Regions from separate parts of the Homo sapiens genome. Here region 2 is linked to region 1. A link is a loop called in an ENCODE intact Hi-C map of the cell type or tissue named here. Cell type or tissue: GM12878. All regions are shown on one strand. Links, peaks and the distances in the headings refer to the core of each region. The heading gives the core; the rest is flanking DNA.

Region 1 (11,964 bases), core at 3,096-11,095:
TGTATGAGAATGGTCATCGTGGCAGAGACTTGGAGGCAGTCTTGGTGTCCATTGGCTGAGTAGATAGGTGAAAGGGGTTACACGCACCATGAAGACTCTTCAACAAGTAGAAGCTAAGAACCAGATGTACGCACATCATTATGAATAGATCTTTAAAACACAGTACTGAGTTTCTGAAAAGGAAATAAACAGAATACAATATTTAGCACAATATTTACATAATTAACAATACCTGCCCATGTAATTGACCACCATTGGAGAATGCAAGGGAATCAACTTATTAGTTTTTAAAACTGGTAAGTAAAAGGGAAGAATCAAGCATTTATTCTGATCCCTTTCTAAAATATACCATGGATAGTCAAACAATACAAGGAGAAGTTTTTTCTTATAGAAATATTCCAGCTAGTAAACAAAGAAGAAATCCCAGAATTACAATATCATCAGTTTGCAAACTCAACTGTGGCAAATAGACTCTAAGACAGCCTGCAATTATCCCTGATACTTACACCATTGTGCAATCCCCTCCCCTTGAGTGTGGATGGGACCTGTGATTTACTTCCAACCAACACAATATGTAAAAGCTATGGGTGTCACTTCCATGATTATGTTACATACAATTGTAGCCTCTCTCTTGCTAGCAGGCTTTCTCTATGGGTCTCTGTACTGCTGAAGTTGATGAACTAAGCTGCTATATGGGGAGGCTCACAGGGCAAGCAACTAACGGTGGCCTCTGACCAACAGCCAGCAAGGAAATGAGGCCCTTAGTTAGACAACCCCCAAAGAATGAAATCCTGCCAACAGCCACATAAACTTGAAAGGGGATCCTATATTAGTCAAGCCTCAGGTGACACCCCAGCCCTGGTCAACACCTTGTTTGCAGACTTCTGAGACATCTGGAAGCAGAGGAATCAGCTGATTCATGCCTGGATTTTGATCCATAAACACTGAGATAATTAATATGTTTTGCTATAAACCACTAAGTTTGCATCAATAGTGTTACACAGCAATAGATAAGTAATACAAAAATAAATAGTCCTAGGCTTTGATCATCAGTGGCTGCTAATGTCACATAAAAAAGAGACAACCACGTTATGCACATCCTGACGAAAGAACACAAGACAAACCATGAAACAGTCTTGTTAAAAAAATTAAATACAGATGTGATGAGATCCCTAGATTCAGCTACCAACTCAAAGAAACTACAAAAGAACGGAGGAACTCGTTAAACTACACCACAGGGACGCAATCAGCAAAATCTACACTTTGTTAAATTCTACGGGACAAAAGACCTGAGTTTCTCAACAAACAAACTGTAGGGGAAAAAAGAAACAGATTCGGTAAGAAACCTGCTAATTAAAAGAGACTTATAGAAATATAAACCAATCACTATGTTTAATCACTATGTTTGGGCCTTATTTAAATCTGGACTCATATAAACAAACTGTGGAAAAAATAACAGTCATTAGAAGATTGGAAATTTGAGGATTAGCTTTTTGATATTAAGAAAACATTGTTCTTTTAAAGCTATTGATGAGGATTTTGTGGTTGTGTTATCTTGCAGAAAAACACACTCAAATACTTATGGGAGAAATGATCTGATGTGTGGAAGGCAGGCAGTGGATGGGATGTAGATGAAGTAGGACTGGCCATGGCCTGATGGTAGTTAAGGATGAATGATGGGCACACGGGATTTATTATATTCTTCTATGTCTTTTTGGATATGTTCAAAATTCCCCTCCACAATAAAAAGTTTTTAAAATAACATACAAACAAGAAAACAACAAACACTTTGAAAGAACACTCAGAAACAAAAAAGCACAAACATTAGACAAGCTGCATATAAGGGGGGAGAATAACAACAGTGCAGAATGGGGATTAAAAAAATGAATGACTAAGCAAATGAATACACAAACTAAGTGAGGGCGCCAGTGAACTAATGATGACGGTGATTATACACAGAAGAGTATGATTAACTCAACCCGCTACTCACTCAGGTCCAAAAGAAAAAAATTTCTCGGGGCTTTGTTAGAAGCTCCCCAGCCTGCCCCTTGTCTGAAGCCTGATGCTAGGACTGAGTACTTCTCTAAACTTCATCCATTTCCTGGAGGCCACATGCTAATCTAGATGTGCATCACCTGTCCTTCAACGGTCTCCCTTCCTCTCTTAGCTCCGTTCTCTCCCCGCAATACTCCCTGGCCCCCACCCCCCACTGATTTACAATTTTCGTGAAATACAACCTTGTCACTGTTCTGCTCAAGATCCAACAACCGTTTCCCAGTAACCTACAAGATACAACACAGTTAAAATCTGTTTCCCAATATTCAAGACCTTCAACGTCTGGCCTGTCACTCCTTTCCTACTTTCGCCACTTCTCAACATGAACTCATCACCCTACCCAACTCCCAGCACCCCACACTCCTGTTCCCCAGCTCAGCCACAGCCAGCCAACCCAATTACACCCTCCTTAGCACGTGCAGTGGTTCTCCCTTGATTGCTCCTAATCTTGTCTATAACAGGGACACACCCCTCTTAGCTCTGCCCCAAGAGGAGGGGTTGCTAATCTGATTGGGCTGCATCACCAATGCACCAGCGAGTGTGTCCAGGAGTTTGTTCCTTCCAGTGGGTTCGCGGTCTCACTGACTTCAACAATGAAGCCGCGGACCTTTGCAGTGAGTGTTACAGCTCTTAAAAGTGGCAGGGACCCAAAGAGTGAGCAGCAGCAAGATTTATTGTGAAGAGCAAAAGAACAAAGCGTGGAAACGGACCCAAGCAAATTTCTGCTGCTGACTGAGGTGGCCAGCTTTTATTCTCTTATTTGTTCCCGCCCATGTCCTGCTGATTGGTCCATTTTACAGTGTGCTGATTGGTCCATTTTACAGGGTGCTGATTGGTCCATTTTACAAACCTCTAGCTAGCTATAGAGTGCTGAGTGGTGCGTTTTTACAGAGCACTGATTGGTGCATTTTACAAACTTCTAGCTAGCTACAGACCATCCATTGGTGCATTTTTACAGAGCACTGATTGGAGCATTTTACAAACCTCTAGGAAGCTACAGAGTGCTGATTGGTGCATTTTACAATCCTAGCTACAGAGTGCTGAGTGGTGCATTTTACAATCCTCTTGTAAGACAGAAAAGTTCTCCAAGTTCCACTGGACCCAGGAAGTCCTGCTGGCTTCACCTCTCACGAGGGGGCGTGGGCCGCAGCCCCACGCTGGGGTGAGGTTATCTGGCACTGTGGACCTCAGTTGGCTGAGGCCATAAGCAGAATGGAGCTGTTTCCCTAGGGCAGCTGAATCAACTCACTCTCTTTCTAGGGACCTTGTTCATCTCTCATCCCTGAGACAGAATGAGTAAACTGAGGTAGGACTGTCTGGCTCTGAGCTGGCCCAGTCGTCTTGCTCTCTGCCCCCTCCCCTCTGTGCACCCTGCGCTCAAGGGCAGGTGAGTAGGAGGAAGTAGCAGCTTCCCTAAAGCTGTGAGCCAGCTGAGAGCCTCAGCCTCCGCTGAGCAGAGAACCCCCGCCGGTTCTCAGGGCGATTTAAGATGACACGAAGTTTGGTTAAAACCTAAACAGTACTCAAGTGAAAATCGTAAAGAGTGGAAAATGCCCTTAAAAATGTCTTAAACTGTTCCTAGAATACTGCCTGGAATAAAAGGCTATACGTATACAATTCTGTGTCTGTTCTCCCAATTCTTTGTTGGTCATTGTTTCTCTATGACTTTCAATTAATTCTTCAGTTGATTCCTCCACTCTTCCACCAGCCTCGGCCAGGCCTCCTGAACAAAGTGCTTCTCTTCTCTGAGGGAGGCTGGAAAATCATTAAAATCGTTTACAAGAGGGAGGAAGAGAAACCAGGGCTGGCAGTGAGTGGGACAAGGGAACCTCTGGGGTTATGATGAAGTTCTGTTTCTTGACCTTGGCTGTGGTTAATACAGGTGTGCTCACTGTGTCATAATTCATCAAGCTGAACACTGGTGACTGTGCGCTTTTCTGTATGATCATAATACTTCAATTTTTTAAGGTTTATTTTAAACACATAATTCTTCCCCTAAACTTTCTAGCAAGGCTGGACTGTTTGAGGCTTAATGGTCCAGGACCCATGATATCTGCCCTAAGCCCTCTCTGTTTGTTTTCTTTTACCCAGTAGTTGAATTCCAGTAAATTAATTGAGGGTAGGATGAAAGTAAATTATAAAGTAGCTCCATTACTAACTTGCTGTGACTTTTGCAGTTACCATGTTGTACAACAGATCTCTTAAGCATATTCCTTCTTTTAGTTTTAGAAAAATTTAAATATTTTTCTTAGTGTGACAGCTCTTACATAATACTCTAAAATGAATTTCTGTGCTGCTTTTTAACTTTCTACCGTTGGCTACCAAGTTATAACCCGAGAGTACTGTTCTGAGCTACATTGCATCTTCCCCAAATTTATATGTTGAAGTCCTAACCAGCCAGTACCTCAGAATGTGATTGCATTTGGAGATAGGGTATTTAAAAAGGTCATTGCATTAAAACGAGGGCACATAGAGTGGGCCCTAATCCAAAATAACTGGTCTCCTTATAAGAAGAAGAGATAAGGACACAGACAAAGACAGAAGGAAGACCATGTGAAATCACAGAGAGAAGACAGCCACCTACAAGCTAAGGAGGGAGGCCTCAGCAAAAAACAACTCAGCTGACACCTTGATCTTGGACGTACAGCCTCCAGAATTGAAAGAAAATAAATTTCTGTTATTTAAGCCAACTTTATTATGGCAGCCCTAGCAAACCAATATAAGTATCAATCTCCATTGCAAGTGAAGTATTGCTGTAATAAATAACACACAATTTCATTGTGTATGTACCATCTCCAAGTAAACTGGAAACTTTTTGATGTTCGTGAATGTGACTTTTATTCCTTGGACCATCTCATAAAAAAAGCACCATTTATATACATAATAGATGCTCAGTAAATATTTAAAACCCATTTCTTAAACTGCAGGATATATGAAGACCTCTTTGTCTTCCTCTATTTCAGGGTTTCAGCCTTATTGACATTTTGGACTGAATAGTTCTTTGTTGTAGAGGACTGTCCTGCATGTTGTAAGACATTTAGCAGCTTCCTGGGACCTCCCACTAGACACCAGTGGTACAAACCCCCTTCCCATTGTTGTGAAAACCAAAAATGTCTCCAGACATTGTCAAACCTCCCCTGAGATTCAAGCCACTCCTGGTGGAGGACTGATCTATTGTAGCCATTTCTTTTTCTCCTCTTCTTGGATATTCTGTTTCAAGTATTATACAAATCTGGAGATTCCTTAGAGATATGTATTATGAATCCTGAGCATCATCAGGGTAACAAGAAATAAGGCCAAATTTATTGGGGGAGGGTGGCTGGTGCACCTCTGATTATGATTTGGTAGGGCTATTTTGTCAAATCTGGCCTGTAGAAAGAAGTCTCTATAGTAGGACAAGACCAAAGAAAAGACTAAAAATGTCAAGACGGTGGTTTCTGCTGAGTCAGAAGCCCAGGCCTCTCTTCCCAAGATTTCACCTCCTGGACACTGGTCACTAGCTAGGATCAACACAGGCAAGGAGTTATTTCTATCTCCAGTAGGATTGACTATTTTAAATGATTTGCGGATTCAGCCATTTCATAGCAAACAAATCCCACATCACAAAAACCACCAGGGAAATTGCCACTAATGAGTATGCTTGTTAACGACCTTAGTAAAGAAGGCAAGAAGGCAGTGGCTGAAACGGCTGGGCCCCAGAACTGTGGTCTCCCCTCTGAAGCTGGCCTCACACCCTGAGGCTGAGGTTAGTGTGAGAAGACAGTGTGACCTCTCACTTCCTACGCACCTCCCTCCTGGAGAACCATCTCAGGACCTCAGGATTGGCCTCTGGATCTCACCAACTAGTGCCCATGACTTTCATGGGTGTAAAAATAAAATTATGGTGGTAAAGCTCATGGGGTCATCCCATCTACTAAGAATCTGAAAGACTGATGGGTCATGCTTTGTGGCCCAAAACCACAATCTAGTCTGATGGTTCCATTGCCTCTGCCATCTGATATGATATCACACGGAGGGAAGAGGCAGAGCCTAGGAATAAGGCAGCCTGGAGCCAGATTATGGAGGGCTCCATGCCAAAAATACTAAATATAGATTATTTCTGGACTCATAAACTTCCCATGCCAAGAAGTCATTTTCTCTGATGTTTGTGGGGGAAGCATGGACATGGTATTGAAGACACCAGTGATTTAGTTAAATCACAGGAAACTCCTATAATCCCTGTGCTACTAGAATTCCCAGCAATACGTTTATGTAAGTAACTATAACATGAGATAATAAAAAGCTACCTAGAGAGAAGAAGAAGAAGCCCAAAACTCTTCAAGTCTCTTTAGAAGCAAAGGAAGTACTTTTCTGATGCAAAGCTTCGTAGCAGATATAGTAACACTTTCCGTTTCCACTTTCTGAATTACTCATCTCACTATTTACCATCCCAGAGTTACCAAGGGTAACAGTGAGACAAAAATGTACCCCCACTGGGACTAAAAAGGAAGTCTGGGTTGTATTTCACACCTGCTCCCTCTCCTTCAGCTCTGCATTGGGTGACAGATGCAAAACTCCTTCAGATTTGACTAAAGGTAACCCACACTCCTGGAGTTTGAGTGAATACCCACAAGCCACAGGCTAAATATGTCAGAGGGAGTTTTATAGGGGTTCCCACAGCTTCCCCATTTCCTTCCAGCTAAGTAACATGGTGCCCAGGGTTCTTTTGGTGCAGTGCAGCTTGGAGATTTGATATACGCAAAGGGGTGCATCTGTTTCCAGAAGGGCATAGTTAGCTGCCATTGGCCATCATGCTCGACACAAACTACTCCGCGTTCACATCATCACAATTTACATTATCTTCTATATCATTTTCTGTGACACATTAAATTCCCCATGCAAAAGCCATTTTCCTATCTCTTTCCTTTGCTAGAAAAAGAAGTCAATAATGACCACATTGCTTAGTGCTTACAATAGTTTTATTGCTTTTGTACTAGGTTATGATAGACACTGCACAGACATTTTAATTCCATTTAACAAAAATAAAACAGAAATACAACTTTCAAAATGAAATTGAGTACTGGCTAGGCACAGTGACTCACGTGTGTAATCCCAACTCTTTGGGAGGTCAAGAGCAGGGAGTTCAAAACCGGCTTGGGCAACATAGTAAGACCCAATTTCTACAAAAATAGAAAATTAGCTTGGCATGGTGGCATGCTCCTACAGTCCTAGCTACTCAGGAGACTAAGGCAGGAGGATTCATTGAGCACAGATGTTCGAGGCTGCAGTGAGCAAGGATGGGACGTACTGTATTCCAGCCTGGGCAACAGAGCTAGACCCTGTCTCAAGAAAGAAAGACAAAGGGGGTGGGGGGAGGAAGGAAGGAGGGGAAGGAAGGAAAAAAGGAAGGAGGGAAGGAAGGGAGGGAGGGAGGGAACCAAGTACCAGTGCTGAGGACATGTAATATACTAAAAGAGCCTATAATGTGAATTTGAACTTTGTCTGCCACCTTGAAAAAGAGTAATAGAGAAGTCTTTTTTTTTTTTTTAACATATGCTGTGTCTCACAAGCCCTTCATCCAATGGGAAAACAGCAAGTGTGGAAAATTTAGAACACATCTAGTATTAGGGCATAGCCCAAGTTGCTGTAGCAAAGTTACACAAAACACAGTGCCTCAAGCAGAATGGAAAAATATTTCCTTTTAACAGAGGAGCACATAGGTTGTGGGTAAGGCAAGGCCAAGAAGCTGACTCTGCTCCATGAGGTCCTCCAGGGACCCAGGATCATCTTCTGTTTTTAAAAAAAATTAAATCTAATTTCTATAGAGCCAAATACACTTTTCCAAGTGTTTCCACTTGTTGCCCTAGCAACATTCCCTAGAATGTTGCTCTTATCTGCAGCACCTCCTCTTTATTCTGCCCCAAAGGAAGGGTAAAAGAGAGTACAGAGCAATCAGTTTCTTTTTAAAGGGTATTAGCAAGAAGTTGCAACTCACATCCCATTGGCCAGAATTTAATCACATATCTAGCTTAAGTTACCCCAGGAAAAGGAGTTTGTGTGCCCAATTAGAACTTGGAAGATTATAATACAAAAAGGATAAAGGGGGAAATGAATACGATTACTATATGCCACAACATCAAAATCTTTACAAAGCTTGGGGATTGGATTCTTTTCTAATATCTTTCAACAAATGAGAATATAGTACTGGAACGCAATTTGCAAACAACACAGCAAAAGTTTCATGCAATGATAGTCACTTCTGGCATCTTTGTTGTTAATTTTTGTCTATTACTTCGTTCCACTTTTTTGCAAAGATTGGAATCAATTAAAAGCATGAAATTGTCTGTCAAATCTGAGAGACTGATCCCAGATAGTATCTTTGTTATTTCCCTTTAGCACAATCCAAAATTTATTTTCAATGACTCTGGCAATCATAAAATGAAGAAGTCTGTGAAGCAAGAACACTCCAGCCCAAAGCATTTCTGCAGTGTTTGGCAAGGGTCTACAATTCAAGGTTATCTGGTGACCACATCAAATACCTTGTGCTGTTTTTGAACCATATATTTCCTATACTATAAGCTATGACTCTGATCTGATCTTAATTTCCCATGACAACTACAAAAATGCAAGAAGGACATAGTTCTGTAGAATGTCAATATTCCTTTAGGTAATCATTGCTTTTGATGAAATCAAGACTAATTGTTGGCAGAAAAAAAAACTCTGAGTGAAGGAAAATAAAAGATGCTATCAGTGTGTTAATGAAGAGATTTTTATGGTGTGCCTACAAATATATGATGATGTCAGTTCCAAATTATAAAAACAGCAGTTGATACAATGTTTTATCTGTTTAGAAAATGTCAGTGCCTTAGAGCAATAATTGCTATAATCCATTGTCATGATGTATTGTACTGATGGCACAGCAGAAGTAGATATTCTTCCAGCCTCAGTAGTGATAATAATAGTAACAACAACATCAATAATAGTAGTAGTTACATTTTCCTTAATTCTACTCTTTATTGGACACTATGCAAATTACTTTTTATGCAAACTTTCTTATAATTTTCACAATAATATTGCAAGGTAAATAAAATAGGCATCACTCTCAGGAAGCCTCAGTGAACAGGTTGACTAAGCTCATCTGGTAGTTGTGGCAGTGGTGATAATGAAGATACATGAAGTGCATTCTCTGTTCCAGACCATGTACTAAGCACAGTGAAGCTGGGATTCAGAGCCATGGCATCTTTGCCGTGGTGCCTCATAGACACAGGCAGAAGCCAGGTTTGTCACAAGCCACAGGATTCATCCTGCTGTAGGCAGCCACTCAAGTTGCCTCAGAAAGCATAAGTTCTGAGCATGCCAACAAGACTTGAAGTGATGTGACATTCTAAAATTAATCCAATCTATGGGATGGTTAATACCCATTCCATCACATGAAACACCTACTTCATCCTACAATGTATTACATCTGGTCTAAGGGGGATGGATGATGGCCAGACTATATAGCAAAGAAGTGCTGGAATGGAATTTGGGGCTATCAACAGCTGTGCTTTAAGTCAAATTCTCCAAATTTGTCTGAAGCAGATAAATACAATGGTGATCAGAATACCATACTCGACTGCTATAGTTTGAACATGTCCCCTCCAAAATTTAAAATAGTATTAGAAGGTGGGGCCTTTAAGAAGTGATTAGGCCATGAGAGCACCTCTCTCAAGAATGGGATCAGGCACCCTTACAAAACAACTTGACAAAGGGAGTTTGTTCCTCTTTGCCTTCCGCCTTCCTCCATGTGAGGACACAGTGCTCCTCCCTCTGAAGGATGCAGTTTTCAAGGAGCTATCTTGGAAGCAGACAGCAGCCCTCATCAGATGCCCGAACCTGCAGTCAACTTGATCTTGAAACTCTAACCTCCAGAACTGTGAGAAGTAAACTTCTATTCTATATAAATTACCCAGTCTCAGTTATTTTCTTATAGCAGCACAAAATGGACTAGGACACCTCAAGTACTTTGAAGTGGGGGAAAAAAATTAAAGGAAGCATGAACCAAGTGCCACGGGAAGAGATTCCATGTCATTTTATAATTCTTTCCAGTACCTAGCCCAGTGCCTTTCCAATTGTCAGTGCTCAATAAATAATTGTGATTGTATTTTAAGGGGGAAAAACTGAATTAACTATGCAGGTCACTTTATCTGTTTCCTGAATTTTAAATAATTGGGTTTATGACTAGTAAATTGAACAAGGAGATTTTGGTTAGCTGATTACATTGAGGTGATGCTACCTTGCATGATTAAATGGCAGATTTCTACGTTTTGATTTTCTTCCATTAAATAGATAGAAATAAGGACCCTCTTGTTGACAAAGTGGTTTTTTTTTTTTTTTGCAAGCACCTGCATCCACTCATCTAAAATGTAAACTTCCATTTGTAAAACATGTTTTAATAGCTTTTAGAAAGTCATGACAAATGGCTGGAGGAAGGCATAATGAAAGTCAAAAATTGTTATTAACTACTTTGGATATAAGTGAGTTTAAAATAAATTTCCTGAGTTTTATTACTGTCATTATTAGCAGTTGTATTAATATTTACTTGAGTCTTATGTCTTTAATTAAAAAAATTTTAAACCCAGAGAAGTTTTTAGTGTTGCAATGGCTATTAGAATTTTGTCTCCTTTCCACAGAAGCTCACAATGACAAGCTCAACCAAATAATAGAGATTCTGACAGTTTCTAACTCTAAACCTGTATGTCTCAGCATGTGTCTGTCATCATACTTGCCTGGCCACCCACTCGAGGGGACACGGGGTAGGTTCTGTCTGTCTTAGGATTCGTTGTATTTAACCCACTTTACCACAGCCCCTGTAAATTCCCACAAGTTTTTCTAAAAAGAATAATCACCTTAATTTGTAAATTCCTTAAGGGGAAGGATTTTGTATCCTTTTTTCCTTAGTGACTATGAAGTTTCTTCTCTAGGTTTGATGAGTGATCATTAACTTTGATGAAAAGAAACAGGGACCAAAGTGAACCTGTCAGTCATCACATCAGTTGATATGCAAACTGAAGATGATTTAAAGTGATAAATCCTGAGGTAAATAGGTAGCTGCTTCACATTTTAAGTCACACAGTTTCCAAGTCACATCTAGAATTGGCGAGCAACGCCTATATACGCAGGGTCCATTGTTGCCAAAAAAGCCACAACCACAGTGATGAAGCTTATAAACTTGATGAAGATATTCACATCAATTCTGTTTATATTTATTGAGTGAATACTAGGCCCAGCACTATCATGGGCACTGTGAGAAATATTAAAAACTCAGCCAGTCGCAGTGACTCATGCCTGTAATCCCAGCACTTTGGGAGGCCAAGGCTGGCGGATCACTGAGGTCAGGAGTTCAAGACCACCCTGGCCAACATGGTGAAACCCTATGTCTACTAAAAATACAAAAGATTAGCTGTTGTGGTGGTGTGTGCCTGTAGTCCCAGCTACTCAGGAGGCTGAGGCAGAAGAATCGCTTGAACCCAGGAGTTGGAGGTTGCAGTGAGCCAAGATCCCACCACTGCACTCCAGCCTGAGTGACAGAGTGAGACTTCACCTCAAAAAAAAAAAAAATTCAATGAGACTCTATAAAGAAGACATTACTAACAATTCAAGAGAGTTAACCCAAAAGATAATGGTGTCTGTTGACTTGTTTCTTGTGGTTTTCCAACTTTCTAGTCTTAGGACCCTTTTAAACTCTTAAAAGCTACTGAGAACTCCAAAGATCTCTATTTATGTGGTTACATCTATCAATATTTAGCGGTTAGAAATTAAAACTAAAAGATTCTTTAATATGTAGTAACTTATTTTAAAATAAGAATAAGCCAGGGGTGGTGGCTCACACCTGCAATCCCAGCACTTTGGGAAGCCGAGGCAAGTGGATCACTTGAGGTCAGGAGTTCG
Region 2 (11,964 bases), core at 1,464-9,463, 100 kb before region 1:
AATAAGCTGACTATATCAATTGTTGTATGTGGCAGATTGTTGCATTAATAGTCCTCAAAGTTTCACACCAGATTCACATCTCCCTGTAAACCAGTTATTTTCAACTGAAGGCAATTTTTCCATGCAAAGGTCATTGGCAATGTTAGAGACATGTTTGTGTGTTATGGTCTGGGGTGTGTGAAGGTTATGGCCTGAACTGCTACTGATATCTGAGGGGTAGAAGCCAGGAATGCTGTTGAATGTCCTACAATGCACAGGATGGCCCACAAGACAAAGAATTTTCCAGCCCCAATATCAGTAGTGTTGCTGTTCAGAAACCCTGCTGTAAATATACACCTTCCCACATTCACTCTTGGTTTGGCCATGCTATTTTTTTTGGCCAGTGTGGCATTACCAAGTATAACACAAGCAGGGGTGTAAAAAGTGATTGCTCACTGGGGCTTGCTATCTCTGGTTACATTTGGAATCCAGCCACCATGAGAAGAAGCCTGAACTTGTTAAATGCTAGAGACATGGAACACAGTTGCTCCCACTGCCCCTGTCAATCACATGAATTAGACCATCCAGAGCCAATTATCCCTTGGCACACCCACCAGCTACCTGCAGCCATGTGAGTGAACCCAGGCAACTGCCCAGATGAGCATAGACCATATTGACAAACAACAGTATCAGGAGCTAATAAATGATTGTTTTTTTAAGTCACTGCATTTGGAGACAGTTTATTATGAAGCAAAGATATTGTACTTTTGGGAATACAGCACAAGATGCTGTGATCAAAGGACTCAGACATACAATAGTTTAAATAGAAGTTTTCACATAAAAGTCCAGGACTCCTCAACACAGGTTTTCCATCTCTGAGTCCAAAGTGGCTCCTCCAGTTCCCGCTATCACAACTACATCTCAGTCAGCAGAAAGGGAGAAGACACAATGGATGTTCACATAACAATCCTTTCAGGTCAGGACTTGAATGTGCCACATATCATTTTTGTTCATATCCCATCGCCAAAACATAATCACATGGCCACATCTAGCTGCAATAAGAAGCTGAGAAATACTGACTTTAGCTGTGGCAAAATTCTTTGTGCTTAGGAAAACAATCCAGTAGAGTAGAAGAAAAGAAGAATGAATTTTGGAAAACAGTTGACTGCTATAGTGATTTAAACTTCTCACGAAAAATTGTTAATTACATGTACATATCAGATGAGGTGGTCAGGTGGTAGCCTGGGCTATCCAGAAAACTGCTTCAATCCTCCATTTCACTTTGCCATGTCACTTTAAAAATCACTTGCACTTGAATCTGTAACACGATTTATATTTTTTAATGGGGAAAAAGTTGATTTCCATCACAGTAGAAGATAACATGAATTTTCTTAACACAAATATTTTCTTCTAATTTCCACTATGAAATCCGATTATTTTCCCAAGGAAATATTCCCAGTATGTGGAAGTTTTTAAAGCAAAAGTGAGCACCCAGGCCATAGCCTTTGGAATGCTTTAGCATCATTTTTCCATTTTTATCATCTCTCACAAATTTTCTCTGGTATTATCTAATCCACAGAAAATTTTACACACCTGGGTACCAGATCATAAGGCCTTCTGGACCCTAGTAAGGGTTTAGCTTTAACAGGGTAATATAACCAACATAAAAGAAAACTAGACAAAATGTATGAATGAGAGTACACAGAAAAGGAAATATGAATGACCTATAAACCTAGAAACATGTGTGTCCTCCCTCCATTGAAGAAATAGAAATCAAAAACTACACCGAAATACCACTTTTCACTTATACAATTATATGCTTGATAACACATTGTTGGTGAGAATGTAGATAGTTACTCTTATTCATTGCTAATAGGACTATAAATTGTTTAATCCTAGAGAAAAATTATCAGGAACTGTATAATTTTAAAAATGTATATACTCTTTGAGGGGCCGGGTGCGGTGGCTCACACCTGTAATCCCAGCACTTTGGGAGGCCGAGGTGGGTGGATCATGACGTCAGGAGATCGAGACCATCCTGGCTAACACGGTGAAACCCCATCTCTACTAAAAATACAAAAAATTAGCCAGACATGGTGGCGGGCGCCTGTAGTCCCAGCTACTCAGGAGGCTGAGGCAGGAGAAAGGCGTGAACCCGGGAGGCGGAGGTTGCAGTGAGCCGAGATTGCACCACTGCACTCCAGCCTGGGCGACAGAGCGAGACTCCACCTCAAAAAAAAAAAAAAAAGTATATACCCTTTGAGTTAATAATTCCATTTCTAGAAATTTATCTTACTAATATATTTATACACATAATGCTTTAAGATGTTTTTCTGAAGCTTTGTTTGGCCAAGGGAAAAGAGGGAAAAACCTAACTGTTTATTAGCAGGGGATTTGTTAATCATAGTACATCCACACAATGGAATATTATATAGCTATAAAGAAGAACCAATATTAAATAATTTCTGAAATACTCTTTTAATTTAAAAAGGCATAGAGGTATAGAACACTGTGCATAATGCTGTCATTTGTTTAAAAGGAAGAGAATGTTTGAAACTACACAAAATCGTTAGAAGAATAAATGAGTTGACACCAGTGCTTACCTCTTGGGGGAGATGGGAACCAGGCTGACACAGGATAGAAAAGGAGTGTAAATTTTTCAATAAACATATTTTTATATTTTTTTATATTTGAACCATGTGAAGATATTTTCTCTTCAAAGAAAATTACACAGGGTTTGGTGGGTTTTTTGGTTGTCTTTCTTTGTGTTTGAGTCGGATTCTGTCTCTGTTGCCCAGGCTGGAGTGCAGTGGTGTAATCTCAGCTCACTGCAACCTCCACCTCCCAGGCTCAAGTGACTCTTCTGCCTCAGCCTCCTGAGTAGCTGGGACTACAAGAATGCTCCACCACACCTGACCAATTTTTATATTTTTAGTAGAGAGAGTTTCACTATGTTGGCCAGGCTGGTCTTGAACTCCTGACCTCAAGTGATCTATCTGCCCACCTCGGCCTCCCAAAGTGCTGGGATTACAGGCATGAGCCACCATGCCCGGCCTACACAGGGCTTGTTTTTAAGTGAAAAGTACTATATCGCTTGTTGAAGATACTGTATTATATTAATGCAGCCTAAAATTATATTTCTTTATTTTTAATCATTACATCATATTGAGATCTTAGTAAATTAAAGCCTCTATCTCCTTTCTGGATGTACTGCTCTTATATCAAGTCCTTTTATTTGTACCTACTTGATTTTTTTCATCCAAACATACAGCTGTTTTTAAAAAGCTTAAAAACTTTGGCCGGGCGCGGTGGCTCACTCCTGTAATCCTAGCACCTTGGGAGGCTGAGGCGGGTGGATCACGAGGTCAGGAGATCGAGACCATCCTGGCTAACATGGTGAAACTCCGTCTCTACTAAAAATACAAAAAAAAATCAGCCAGGTGTGGTGGCGGGTGCTTGTAGTCCCAGCTACTCAGGAGGCTGAGGCAGGAGAATGGCGTGAACCTGGGAGGCGGAGCTTGCAGTGAGCCGAGATCGTGCCACTGCACTCCAGCCTGGGCGACAGAGACTCCTGTCTCAAAAAAAAAAAAAAAAAAAACTTAAAGTAAGCTCCCTCCTGTCATTTGCATTTCCTACCATTTTTAATAAGTAAAATCCAGAATAGCACATACTTCCAACAATTATTTACCAATTATTGAGATACTAAAACTAATATTCTGGTACTAAGTTAAATTCTGTGGGTGATACAAAGATTTCATATATGTATAAATGTATATTATATATGTAAATTTTATGTATGTAAATGTATATTGTGTGTGTGTGTGTATATATATAAGTATGTGTGTATACACATACACACATATGCCACAGCTTATATATGATAGTCATATGGTTAAAGTTCTTAGATATACTACTTATTTTTTTTCTTTCTTTCTTTTTTTTTTTTTCTTTTTGAGACAGAGTCTCACTGGTCACCCACCTGGAGTGCAGTGGCATGATCTTGGCTCACTGCAAGCTCCGCCTGCTGTGTTCACGCCATTCTCCTGCCTCAGCCTCCTGAAGCTGGGACTACAGGTGCCCGCCACAATGCCTGGCTAATTTTTTGTATTTTTAGTAGAGACGGGGTTTCACAGTGTTAGCCAGGATGGTCTCAATCTCCTGACCTCGTGATCCGCCCACCTCGGCCTCCCAAAGTGCTGGGATTACAGGCCTGAGCCACCATGCCTGGCCTACTACTTATATTTTTAAACATTTTGAGTAAAATCTCAATTTGCATTTTCTTAGAAACTTCCAAGTATACAAGGCAGATTTACAAATAGGCAATCTATTTTTAGGGGCTCTCAGCTCTGTCATTCAAAAGAAACAGAATGGTAATTCCTTTCAATAAAAACTAAGCCATCTTTTCCCTAAAATTAAACACATTTCACATAGTTATTAAAACTGGTGAATTTGAGAAGTATATATAATTTTACAGCAATGGCAATAATAAAACTGATTTTTCATCAGGTTTTTTAAAGAGCACGTGCTCATTGCAGAAAACTTGTAAAATACACAGACCTACAAAGAAGAAAATTAATGTCACCTGTAATCTCACGAGTTAGAGATACCCACTGCTAACATTCCAGTTCACCACCAGCCAGTCATCCTAACCAGTCAACATTAACTCCATGTCAAACCATCAGCTTTGACTTTTGTCAGTGTTCTAAAGCTGACTGGAGTTCATTCTCTCATTTCTCAGTAGATGAGAAAACTAAGACTGGTTTTCTCATCTACTCATGAGACCTTCAGCAACTCAGCTTTACCTCCAGATATTGGTTTAACCTAGAAGATCAAGAGAGGCAAGAGATTCATCCAGAGTGTGGGAGTGGGGAGGGCAGGTTCCACATCAGAAGGAAGGGCAGCACTTCCCTTCCCCTGCCTGTCCAGCACATTTTGGGATGTCTTGTGTCTGCTCATCCAAGTCTCCTCTGCCTCCCCTTTAGGCCACATCATGGGTGTGGCTCCGAGTTATGAGTTCTGACCAGCACCCAGAAAGGGATGGAAATTCCTGGAATTAGGGGTAGAGAGAAGGAAGGGCAGAAAACAAAGGGGATAAGTAAAGCAATCTTCTCGACCAACATGCATTTCTTCAAGGCCTAAAGTGGAAAAACACAAGAATCAGTGATAAGTGATGATAGAGCATTGATAAAATATGGGGAAATCAGAAACATCTTAACTACAGTTCACTTCTATTATCTGAGTATAATAAAACTATCTGCACTTTAATGTCTGTGAATCCATGACTACTCATCCTCAGTTTCTCCTTCCTCAGCTCCCATGGCACTCTATCACCAAATCCTGTCAATCACATTGGCCTTAAATGTAATGCTTTCTATCTCCACTGCCACCATAATCTTTCACGAGAATGTATCTGGTCTCCCTGCTTCCACACCTGCCTCCCACAATCAGTGGTCTTTGGGAAAAGAAAGACCATGGCATATCAGTTTCCTGGTCAAAACTCATCAAACTTCCCAGTTGCCCAAATGCTGGGCATGCCCCACAAGGTCCCATGTGATCTGGCTGCCAACCTGCAACTTCATCCCACTGCTCTTGCTCTCACCCTCGACTCCAGCCCCCTGATCTTCTTCCAGGTCCTTCCACAGGCCGGTCTCTCCCCTCTCGGGGCCTTCCACAAGCTCATCTCTGCCTGGAGGCACCTCCCATGTCTCTGCTACCACTCCCTTCTTAATCTTTAGGTCTCAGTTTAAACATCACAGAGAGTAACAAGGAATCACACCTAGGTGTTAAGAAACACATCAAAATGTTACAGTTCTTTCTCCGGGGAGAGATTCTGGAGGGTTTGTTTTTTTTTAATACTAACGTGTATTTCCTAAATTAACTACAATTAAATAAAACTATCTGCACTTTAATGTCTGTGAATCCATGACTACTCATCCTCAGTTTCTCCTTCCTCAGCTCCCATGGCACTCTATCACCAAATCCTGTCAATCACATTGGCCTTAAATGTAATGCTTGTTGTTTTCACAATCAGAAAAAAAAAAAAACAAAAAAACCTCTGTTAATCATTTTCCTAGCCTGCAGAGTGTTGTCATAGTTGATGGTCCCAGCACCTCTGTGAAGTAAGGTAGTACAGGCACAACACCTCACTGCTGCTGCGCTTCGCACTTCTGCCACTCTGTCTTTCTCCAGGAGCAGCATCTCCCTGTTTCCAGATACTCTTTCATTGCCTCATGTGACCAAACACACTTTCCCCTTTGTTCAGAATGCACTCACCCTGCTCCTGCTCCAAGTCTTGACAGAATCCCAGCTCATCTTTTTAGCTCAGCGCAAAACATCACCTCTAGATGGAGCTTAAGGTCCCAGCAGAATAACTTTCTTTGGCCTCCATATTCCAATGACTCTGGGTTCTTTTCTCTGCAAGAGCACCTTGTTCTTTGCTCTGGGATTTGTCCCTGAATAATGACTCTGTTCCCTGGAACAGGAGCAGGACCCAGTCTGTCTTCTTCCCCATTGTACCCCCAGGACCCAGGCCAGTGCCTAGCAGGGAGAAAATATTCAACTGCTGTGGCTGTGTATTGAATGAATAAATGAACTCGATTATACAGGTAAGGAAATTGAGGCACAAAGACTTAAGTAATCTGATAAATTTGCAACCTCTTCACTCATTTTCTTTTTAATTTGAGAGATACTTCAATACAAAATAAAGTTATTAAAATAGGAACAGGACCAAATTTAAAATACATTGAAAACATTCAAGGGCCCAGCTTATAAATGGTGAAGCAGAATATGCAGAGGCTTCCTGACTACAAGCTCAGTGCTTTTCAACTGCACCATGCTTTACCAAAAGTGGGTCTATGTAATCTGTTGTTGACTGGCAGGGTTTATCTCTTATTTATTGTTTAGGTGACTTCAATCTTCAGAGTTGAACCAGAATACACTCGGGGCAGCATGTTTTCCCACTAATATTTTGCTACAGACACAACCGTGAAACCTATGGCTTCTGTCCAATGAACCCCCTCAGTCACCACAATTGCACAATGAAGCACATGCAATGTATAAACAAAATGGCTTGAAACACAGAACATAGACTTAGAAGTTACAGCCACATAAAGCAGTGAGATACTTAAGCTAGTGTGACCCCTGACTGTTCTGAACACGCCGACCAACACATTTATCCAGTGGCCAGTTGGCCCCCAGAAAGCAGCTCACCGACATGACTTGGCAGTACTCCCTGGGGCTACACTCATTCCTGGTGGCACCAGGCAGGGCGCCAGGCATCACCCTCTGCATGCGAGACAGCAGGGCAAGGTGCCCAAGGCTTTGAGACAAAAACATCTGTCGAAGTCACCAAGTTGTCGGTTGTCTGAGTTCACCCCGCTGGGTGAGTACACTGCCAGGCCAATTCCAGGATCAGTCCCTGTCCCTGTGAGGGACATTGCAAGCTCCAGAACCCAAGCCCAAGGGTCAGCTGACATGGAAACAAATGCAAAAGCCTCCCCATCACCATCAGCAGGTGGATAAGGGTTGGGGGCAGAAGCTAAGCCCCTCCTGACTCATGCTAAGATCCGAAACATAAGGCTTGAGCCATTTCTAGATGACAGCAAAGCAACTTGTAGAAATGCAAATTAAAAAAACTTGTCTCATAATCTTTTTTTTTAACTGTGCCTTTTCAACAAGATGCCAAATAATAGATTGATTAATTTTTTTTTTTTTTTTTTCACAGAAAAGACTGCTTCTGGAAGTGGGCTTTTTCCTTTTTTGTTGTCTTATTTTGTTGGTTTTTTAATAGGCTTAGAACAATTCAGGGACAGAAGGGTCCTTAAATATCATCCCCTCCAGCCCCCTGACCCATGGAGTGGCTGCAGTGTTTTCTACTGATTTAGTCACTACTGTGCTTTATAACAGAGGCATCAAGATATGCAAGAATCAGGCAGAGCAAGTGTTAGCTAAAGCAAGCTAGCTCACCTTACCAGAAGGAATTTAAAGTTCAGAATCAAATTCCTTACGAATGAACTGTCCAAAGGGATTCCTAATCACTTTGCCATTCGATGCACCACCTTATTTTTTTTTATTTTTATTATTATTTTTTTTTAGTATTTATTGATCATTCTTGGGTGTTTCTCAGAGAGGGGGATGTGGCAGAGTCATAGGATAATAGTGGAGAGAAGGTCAGCAGATAAACACGTGAACAAAGGTCTCTGGTTTTCCTAGGCAGAGGACCCTTTGGCCTTCCGCAGTGTTTGTGTCCCTGGGTACTTGAGATTAGGGAGTGGTGATGACTCTTAACCAGTATGCTGCCTTCAAGCATCTGTTTAACAAAGCACATCTTGCACCGCCCTTAATCCATTTAACCCTGAGTGGACACAGCACATGTTTCAGAGAGCATGGGGTTGGGGGTAAGGTTATAGATTAACAGCATCCCAAGGCAGAAGAATTTTTCTTAGTACAGAACAAAATGGAGTCTCCTATGTCTACTTCTTTCTACACAGACACAGTAACAATCTGATCTCTCTTTCTTTTCCCCACATTTCCCCCTTTTCTTTTCAACAAAACCCCCATCGTCATCATGGCCCATTCTCGATGGTCGCTGTCTCTTCGGAGCTGTTGGGTACACCTCCCAGACGGGGCGGCCGGGCGGAGGCGCTCCCCACCTCCCAGACGGGGCGGCCGGGCGGAGGCGCTCCCCACCTCCCAGACGGGGCGGCCGGGCGGAGGCGCTCCCCACCTCCCAGACGGGGCGGCCGGGCGGAGACGCTCCTCACCTCCCAGATGGGGCGGCCGGGCAGAGGCGCTCCTCACTTCCCAGATGGCACCACCTTATTTTTATAATCAGAATGGATACCTACTTCACATGATGCTTATGCCTATATTGCAATCTGTAGAAATAATGTGATTATTTGGAGGGTAATAGCAATATGACCAATTTATTTCCAAACATCCTATTTGCTAGTCAGCAAATGAATCAATACACAGTAACTTTTCCTGTGTGGTCTACTTCCCATGTGCACATCTATATTTGTTTATTCATTCAATCAAAATACTTATATTCCCACTATACATTAGGCACCATGCCAGACACTAGATTTATATAATGCTGCATAAGAGACAGAACCTTCCCTCAGGAAACTTTAGCTGGAGACTCTTCATCCATCAAATCTGTCCGTTCTAAACATGGGGAAGGTATAGACACTCCAGGTTCATGATGCACAGAGGTGGTAGAGCAGAAACCATGACCATGCTGGCCTCAAGAGAGCCCAACACTAGCCTCAGAGAACTCAGGGGAAGCACTGGTATTTGTAACATATGTCTTTGGTTGTTTTTCTATTTTAAATCACTCACCTCGAGTCAGGTTATAAATTCTTCAAGATTAAAATGAATAGTCATCACAATGCAATAGCAGAGTTTTATGTACTGGGTAATAAGAAGTCATAAAGCTCATCACAGGAAGAGTGCCATAATGCAAATAGCATCCCCCAAATCAAAGGCCAAATCTGGATCATAAGGCTGATCCTTTGTAGCTTGCAAAGTTGGTTGCTGCAAATGTATCACTAGAACTGTGTGACAGCGACAGTCACCTAAAATGGAATTTTACCTGGTCAATGTCACTTTTATTTTAATCATCCCCAGCTCAGTATCCTTGGTGTGATCTCTCTATAGGCAAATCTTTTTCCCTTGGTTTTTCATGTGTATAAATTCAGAACCTATTTTCCAAATGGGCATTTGGCTGTGTGATTTGGCTCACTCACACAACTAAGATGGCAGAAGTATCCTGAACTCTACGTGTAGTCCACGGAGACATTCCATGCGGATGTACTGTTTCACAGGAAGCTAGCTGTTGGGTTAAGAAAACATATAGGCCAAACATACAATGACATCAGGCCTCCTTCCCTGACGCCAGCTGCGTGTTTGATGTGGTGACATTCTAAAGCCATGTGATGCCAATTTCAGTTGTATGATTCATATTGTTAACCTTTGGAAATGCTGAACATAAATGAATGACCCTAAATTCTACCCAGCTGTACAAGAAGCACTATTTGTAAATAGTCTCTTCCCTGTCATCATCCTCTAACTTAAAGAAATTCTTTAGTTAGTTCAGCAATGTAGGCAATTAGTTCAATAGTTCATCAAGCAACTACAGTCACAACTTGCAAATTGCTTTAGCTCAGCTCCCCTCTGCTAACAATGGACCTAATCAGCATTTATCCTATAGTATCATTATCCAAAAATATCTGCTTAACAGAAGTGAATCAGAAGCAATAGCTTCAAGGATTGGAAGTCAACCAAGTTCCCTTTATGCTAGCCCCTCATCACCAAGAAAGAAGACATCCTTCAAATCCATTATGAATTATCATTTGAATTCTCACACACTCTTCTATCATGCAACAACAGAGAGTGTTTGGAGAGATGGGCCAGTACCATCCTGAGATCATTTGCTGTCCTTTCAAAATAAAATATGAGAAATGCTAGCATAGTTTTGATGCTGATTAGATTTCCCATGACCTATGTTCAGAAAAGTCATAAGCAATGGCACTTGTCTTGAAAATCTTTTTCTGATACAGACTCGTGAAGTAGGAATAATTTTGATATCTATGTAGAATGTTAACTTTAGTGCAATAGAAAAATTAATGAGCACGCACCATGCAACATGTAAGTGTTCAATGAGTCCTTACAACAGGGATGGTAGCAGAGGTCAAATGTTTATAGCAATACTTCTGAGAGTAACTCATGGCTTAATTCTTTTATTAACACTTCTAGTCATAATTCCCGAACAAGCAAGACAGTGAGTAATTGACCCAAATTCAATCTTCATTGCATTTTTCCCCACATCTTTCATTCTCAAAAGACCAGTCAGCTTGATTTTTAATTTTTTGGGATATCTCAAATAGACAGACTTCATATAAAGTATCCATTTTAAGCACATAGTGAATTCCAGATGTGATCACAACTGCATATCTAAAGAGCCACCTGATGCTGACTGAGCATTTCCTCTGTGTCAGCCACCATGTTTAGTGCTTTATGGACCAGTTCTCTTAATCTCACACCAGCCCTATTGTTTTATATGATATTGTATTATATATTATTTTAGGTTATTTTTCTATTATTATTCCTGTTTCTTAGATGATGAGACTGAATCACAGAGATTTTCGTTACCTCTCTGCAGTCAGATAGCAAGTAAACAGCAGAGTTGGGGTTGAGATCCAGGTTTTAGAGGCTGTGAAATGTCTAAGCATTTAACCCTTAACCTTGTATGAATGAATTCTTGAGAGCAATTGTATCACCTTCACGTTTCTTCCAGTGCAAAGAATACCATTTAACTCATTTCACATTGGCCAGTGATTGAAGTGTGGTAGAAAGTGGCTGATTGATCATTTGCCAAATGACGCATTAAAATCAGGAAACCTGAGCTGGTGTTGCTGCCACGGAAACTGACCAGAAGAATTTTCTGATAGTTGAGAAACTACTGGGGCAAGAGAGAGGTCCCCACCGGTTAACACGCTTGCTTAAAATTAAACAAAATCGGCTGGGTGCAGTGGCTCATGCCTGTAATCCCAGCACTTTGGGAGGCTGAGGTGGGCGGATCATGAGGTCAGGAGTTCGAGACCAGCCTGACCAACATGGTGAAACCCCACGTCTACTAAAAATACCAAAAAAAAAAAAATTAGCCAGATGTGGTGGCACGCACCTGTAATCCCAGCTACTCAGGAGGCCGAGGCAGGAGAATCGCTTGAACCCGGGAAGCAGAGGTTGCAATGAGCCAAGATTGCGCCACTGCGCTCCAGCCTGTGCAACAGAGTGAGATTCTGCCTCAAAAAAAAAAAGTTAAACAAAATCTTTTACGGCTTTTGTTGTTGTTGTTGTTGTTGTTGTTGTTGATGTTGTTGTTGTTGTTGTTGTTGTTGAGACAGAATCTCAGTCCCCCAGGCTGGAATGCAGTGGCCCAATCCCGACTCGTTGCAACCCCTGCCTCCCAGGTTCAAGCGATTC

The links. Hi-C counts contacts between places; a loop is a spot of excess contacts. Peaks named below come from ENCODE experiments on the same cell type or tissue, not always from the same donor. Only the 100,000 strongest peaks of a DNase experiment are listed, where the experiment ranks them.
Region 2: it touches region 1 in a loop (6-fold over the local background); 1 of 110 quality-filtered maps calls a loop at or near these places.

The regions. Positions count from the first base shown.
Region 1 is chr13:42,372,466-42,384,429 of GRCh38, reverse strand. No RefSeq gene overlaps it. Among named protein-coding and RNA genes, the nearest start is that of LINC02341, 46 kb to the left of the region's middle. RefSeq lists a silencer at 2,902-2,971 and an enhancer at 6,342-6,421. In GM12878, for the core only: no CTCF peak of the experiment used is centred there; DNase peaks (open chromatin) are centred at 3,448, 3,889, 5,819 and 6,559; H3K4me3 peaks cover 1,091 bases; H3K27ac peaks cover 5,010 bases.
Region 2 is chr13:42,473,085-42,485,048 of GRCh38, reverse strand. The region is part of intron 3 of LINC02341 (long intergenic non-protein coding RNA 2341); the gene reads right to left. Among named protein-coding and RNA genes, the nearest start is that of LINC02341, 54 kb to the right of the region's middle. In GM12878, for the core only: a CTCF peak has its summit at 6,323 (motif pointing right); a DNase peak (open chromatin) is centred at 6,288.